Regions from separate parts of the Homo sapiens genome. Here region 1 is linked to region 2. The links are chromatin loops, found by intact Hi-C in ENCODE. Cell type or tissue: PC-3. All regions are shown on one strand. Links, peaks and the distances in the headings refer to the core of each region. The heading gives the core; the rest is flanking DNA.

What was found. Hi-C counts contacts between places; a loop is a spot of excess contacts. Peaks named below come from ENCODE experiments on the same cell type or tissue, not always from the same donor. Only the 100,000 strongest peaks of a DNase experiment are listed, where the experiment ranks them.
Region 1: a loop joins it to region 2, with 3 times the contacts of the local background. A loop is called at or near these places in 2 of 110 quality-filtered maps.

What each region holds. Positions count from the first base shown.
Region 1 is chr2:165,507,824-165,510,752 of GRCh38, reverse strand. All of the region lies in intron 2 of CSRNP3 (cysteine and serine rich nuclear protein 3), which reads right to left. Among named protein-coding and RNA genes, the nearest start is that of CSRNP3, 40 kb to the right of the region's middle. In PC-3, for the core only: no CTCF peak of the experiment used is centred there; a DNase peak (open chromatin) is centred at 1,632.
Region 2 is chr2:165,584,835-165,587,763 of GRCh38, reverse strand. All of the region lies in intron 3 of CSRNP3 (cysteine and serine rich nuclear protein 3), which reads right to left. Among named protein-coding and RNA genes, the nearest start is that of CSRNP3, 120 kb to the right of the region's middle. In PC-3, for the core only: no CTCF peak of the experiment used is centred there; a DNase peak (open chromatin) is centred at 1,533; H3K27ac peaks cover 758 bases.

The sequences.
Region 1 (2,929 bases), core at 127-2,626, 77 kb after region 2:
TTCTCAAACATAGTATGTCCAAAAAATAACAATAATAAGTAATAAGGAACAAAGGACAGAAGACACATAATCCAGGCTTCTACCCTCTCTGGGCTTCTTTATATCAGGAAATGGCATTATCATTTACTAAAGTGCTCAATTAAAACCTAGCTCCTTAGTGAAAATGGCTGATTTTAGGACCAGGAAAGAGGAAATACAAGATGAACCTGAAACATTGTGTAAATACCAGAAAGTAAGGAAGAAGAAAAATAGGATAGACCAGGGCATGTCAAAAGGATACAAGAGCAAACCTGAAAGAGCTCTCAATGGTCAGAGTTGAAATAGCTGAGGCAACAAATATTAATGGTAGTATTATATTATAATCCCAAGAAAAAATAAATATATATGAGTCTATATGGATCTAAATAAATGACTGAGTAAACAAGTAAATGAGAGAGAAGAGAAAAACTGTTCCTTACAAAAAGTTTCCAAAGAACATATACAGATCATCCCCATTTAAGAAGCAAAGCTTGATCACCACCATCGACCTTGAGTGTGACCTGGGTTGGGTTAGTTATTTCAAAAAAACAGAGCGTGAAAAAATAAAAATAGTAATGCTACAGTGGATAAATCTTGCAGACACTATCTCAACCAACTGACTAACGTGAATATTACCAGTGATACATTATGCTGATATTATATATCCCCGATATGATTCAATATGAAGAGTACTTTACTTCTCTGGTGTTCTTCCCAAAAACCCTTACCCGAAGTCTAATCATTAGAAAACATCAGAGAAAACTAAGATTGAGGAACATTCTAAAATAACTTGACTCAAGCTCTTCAAAAAATCAGGATAATAAAAAACAAGGAAAGACAGTCACTGTCACACCTCAGTGAGACTAAGGAGACATGATGACCGAATTCAATGTGGTATCCTTGATTGGATCCTGTATCAAAAAAAGAATATTCATGGGTAAAATGTGAAAGCTGAAGAGTCTGTACCTTGTTTAATAGCATGATACCGAGTGGTAATTTCTTACTTTGACAAGTGTGCTATTGTTATGTAAGAGGTTAACACTGGGGGAAGCTGAGCAAAGGGTGCATGGGAACTCTCTGTGATATTTTTGCAACTTTTTCAAAACTCTAACATTATTTGAAAATAAAATGCTTATTGTAAAAAGCCTATAAATAATTCATGTTCATGTCTTTCTCTCACACCCCACAGCCAAACAATCAGCATTGCCTTTCAGCTCTGCCTTCAAGATGCATCCTCAATCTGACCACTTCTCATCATCTCCACAGCTACCACCTTAGGCCAAGTCCCCACATCTTTCACTTCCACTACCTGACAATAACTTCGAATCCAGTCTTCACACAAGTGTCAAGCTCTTTTCTGACATCTTACATTTGTTATTATTTCTCCTGGAAGCCTCCTCCTACCCCACATATTACATGGCCTACTCCCTCACTTCATTGAGCCCCCAAAATATTCTCTTTGGAGTGGCCTTATATAAACATCTTTATTTAAAATAGCTATCCCCATTCCTATTCCTTAACCCTATTTTATTTTTCCTCACAGCACATTTGTGACTTTATAGAGCTATTTAGTTATTATCCATCTTGATGACTAATGTAGACATCATGAGGGGAGGGGCTTTCTCTTGTTGAATGGATAAACACCTATTACTTGGTATTTATGGGAAAAAGTATAATCTTATCCAAAGCTGATAGGAGTATGTATTTTACTGCCATTTGGAAAAAGCAATATGCTAATATCTGTTAAGTCAGTGTTAGTCCATAAATGTCTGTCTCATAAAAGGTGAAGTATAAGTCTATAAGGATATTTTTTAAAGAATATATATTATAGCCTTTTTCATAGTAACATAAAAACTAACCCGAAACAAATGAGCACCCATAGGGGAAAGACAGACTAAACTGTTAAATGTCCATACCTTGTAATATTATGAAATTATTAAACAAATAAAAGTTACTAAAATACAGCTATGACAAATAACTTGGGGAATTTCCATAAGGTGCTGTCCAATGAGAAAACCAAGATGAAGAAAAATGTATAGATATGATCTGTTTTTTTGACAGAAAACCCTCAGAGAAAATATAATCCATTTTTTGACTAAAAATTCCTCTTAGAATATGTAAATGTTTATGATTATTCAATATTTTAAAAACACATGAAAGAATATAAACCAGGTTGTCAATAAGAGTTACTCGCAGGGGCAAGAGATGTGAATGAAGGACAGAGGGGAAGAAGATGGAGAAGTCAAGCCAAAAAATAAAAAAGAAGAAAGAAAGGAAGAAATATTAAACGAAGTCTGTGGTATGATGATATCCATGCTTTTAACATAAAATTCTTTGTATGTGTGCATAAAAGAGACTTATTCAGGGAAGTCAATTTTAAAGTACAGAATGTCTTTTGGACATGGGGCTCACAATTTTTTCAAAGAAACATCAACTTTTAAATATAAAATTAATTGCAGGGTTACTTAATCTTACAAAGAAAACAGAATTGCCGGTAGAATTGATCAGATTCCCAGGAAATGCATAAATTCTTACAGATGGTCCTGGGAACACAGCTAAACTGCAGACTATGTTAGTCAGTGTACTTTCATGTTCAGCTGCAGAAAATAGAAATCGATTCTAAAAAAAGAAAAACTGACATCCACTGATAGGAATAAAAGACGGAGACCTTTACATAATTGGTTAGCTCAACTTTTAGTTAATCAAGCAGTCGATGGCACCTACCTTAAGTGTTATCATGGATATGTTCCTGCATGGAAACCATGCGATTTTTGTCCTGGAGAACAAGAATGCCCAAATAAGCTCTTGAATGGTTGCTAGGGCTGCCCTGACAAGTTTTATTCTCTTAAAAAATGTGGAACAAACCACAGGCTTTCTAACAATAATATGTCCGTATCTTTTCTGCCACAAT
Region 2 (2,929 bases), core at 133-2,632:
CTCACAAGCAACACAAAAGCCAACTCTAGACTAACTTAAGCAAAAGACTTCTGTTGGGAAAACACTGGACTAGTTCATGCAATCTACGATACAGCTTGAAACCAAAACTCAGGAAACAGGAACTAGGGCAGCTTCTGGGATTATGGCTATAAAAATTCCTTCTCTGGAGCTCTGCAATTACCAGATTTAAGCTCCAGCAACTTCTCTCTGTGTCACAGTTCAACTGTAATGTTCCAAAGGCTGAGCAACTTTTTGACCTATCTTGGGTCAGGTGTCTGCCCCTTGATCATTCAACTACGTGGCCATTAGGCCGAGAGGGAGACATTGTGAACAGGGGGCCACCTGGCTGGGTACTACTCCAGAGACTCAATTGCATTTCAAAGCCAGTATCATTTCCTCATCTGTCACCAATTTATCTTTTTTGTGCATTTATCAGTATAATCCATGAATTCACGTCTTGGCCACATTCTCAGGGATTTCCCTTTCCCTGCACCCACACTTCCCTGTCTATTGCAAAATTTAAATAAGAACTACTTTATTTTAAAACATTAAATAAGCATGTTATGATCTCAGAAATCTGTTATTCTTCACTAACATATATGATTTGTTTAGCATTTACATTAGATATGACCATTGCTCAGAAGCCTGTGAGCACATTTATGAAAAAGTAGCAGAAAACTGTTAATGTTTCCATCTCTGTCTGCAAGAAAAAACTAATAAAGAAACAACACTAGATTTTCTGTGATTATAAGTACAATTGTTTCATTTAATATATTTCTGTCCTATTGGGAAGGCAAAGTTAATGGTGAGTTCAAAGGGAAAATATCAGAAGCCAGAAGCATATTAGGTGGAGGGTTTGATTAAAAATGTCAAATCAAGAGGACGGATAAAAACATTCATTTTAATGCCTGTGGAAGAATGGCTGAAATGAACCTTTGGGTATATCTTGAAATCTTGTTTATTTTACTCTTTTTTGACAGTCTAAAAATTCCATGGCTTTCATAGATAACTCATTTAGTTCTTACTATCCCACTGATATTCATCTAGTGTTTAATCCTTTTTTCTTCTTATATTTTGCCCCTATTTCCTGTTCTGTTATCTATCATAAGGAAATGACCACAGAAAATATGTCTTAAGAACACCATAAATCCCCATGTCTGAGGAGCAGGTAACACGATTTGCAGAAGAACCTCTTAGGGTTGTCAGATTTAGCAAATAAAAATATGGGACACCCAGTTAAATTTAAATTTCAGATTAAAAAAATTGACATTTGGGACATACTTACACTAAAATTTATCTGAAATTCAACCTTAACTGAGAAATCTACTTTTTTGTTGTTTTTTGTTAATCTGACAACCTTCATTCGTTCTCTTGGTGAGAAAGTAAATGACTGTGCAATTAACCAAAACATCTAAATAGGAAAATCCACCTGGATTAGAACCACGTACATGAAAATTCCTGCCCTTGAAACCCAGTAAATAAAACATGTAAAGTCATTTGGGTGAATCATGAATTTACCAAAGGTGAATCATGAATTTACCAAACAATCTGAAAAAGTTTGAGTGCTGAGTGATGGTTAATAGATTAAGCACAGGCCTGCCTACCACTGATGTAGGAAGAAATGAACTTGACAGGAAGTAACTCTGGCATGGCAATAATTTTCTTATATGGTAATGAGATGTTCACTTTAATGAGATGTTATTTCTTTCCTGGCCGGAAAATGAAAGGAAGGTGAGCTGTGAGTCCTGGGTTCATCTGATCCGTAGGATCCTTATTCCATCACACTGTGTAGTGCATGAGCCTTAGGGGGTATTCTATCAGGAACAATAGGAGGCATCAAGAGCCCCTCTGTCCACTTTTACTTGGGAGATTCGGTTTATCCTTTGCATTGCTGATTTTGTATTTAAGCAAAGTGAGAGTAACTTTTAACTGCAAGGATCATTAACAAAGATTCTTCCACCTTTGTAATTTGGCAAAGGTGGAAGATTTTAGATCAACAGGCATGTTAAACAACTTGCATTACAAGGTGGCATGAGAGGAGGGATTTTTTGTGATTTGTGAAAGTGCAAAATAATCTATTGTGCATTCTTCCAGTAAATTCTTCCAGCAAGCACAAAACACCAAGAAACTATGATAAAGTTCTATTCTAATGAACTTAATAAGGTAAGGGTGCTTGCTTCAATCAGCAATGGGCTGAGGGCCCAAGAAACACCAGTGTCTGGATTGAGTTGCATAGGAAAAGCTTTTCTTCTTTAGCTTTACTCAGAAAGGAACGTAATTTTGCTGTTTCTTCTGATTGCTTCACCAAATTCAAATGGTGACATGAGAGACATTGTAAACAAGCTGATGATAATACCTGTGAGTGGCTCATCTGTGATAGCAGGTCGGAAGAGCTTAGCTGGCAAAAGTAAAAATATTCACAACGTCAAATTATCAACCAGATGGTCTACTGGGCCAGATAGAAGATGAAGAGGACAGTGGCTGAATTGATGGTATATAGGTTTTATTACAATATTCAAGAAAAGAGAACTCAGTTAAAAAAAAAAAAAAACACATTATGCTATGATACTTTTATAATTTTGAGAAATAGCTTTAGTTAACCAAATGTTCCTAAATACCTGAACAAATGTTTAACTGTTAGTTTAAATTAAATCCTTTTCATTCCCAACTTTTTAAAATCATGATTTTTAGTAATCTATAATGTTCTGTCCTTATACTATTATGTTAATCAAACAGTGAATATAGTCTAAACCAAGCTTGTCCAACCTGTGATCCATAGGCTGTAATGTGGCCCAGGACAGCTTTGAATGCGGCCCAACACAAATTTGTAAACTTTCTTAAAACATTATGAGTTTTTTTGTTTTTTGTTTTAGCTCATCATCTATCCTTAGTGTTAGTATATTTTACGTGTGGCACAAGACAATTCTTC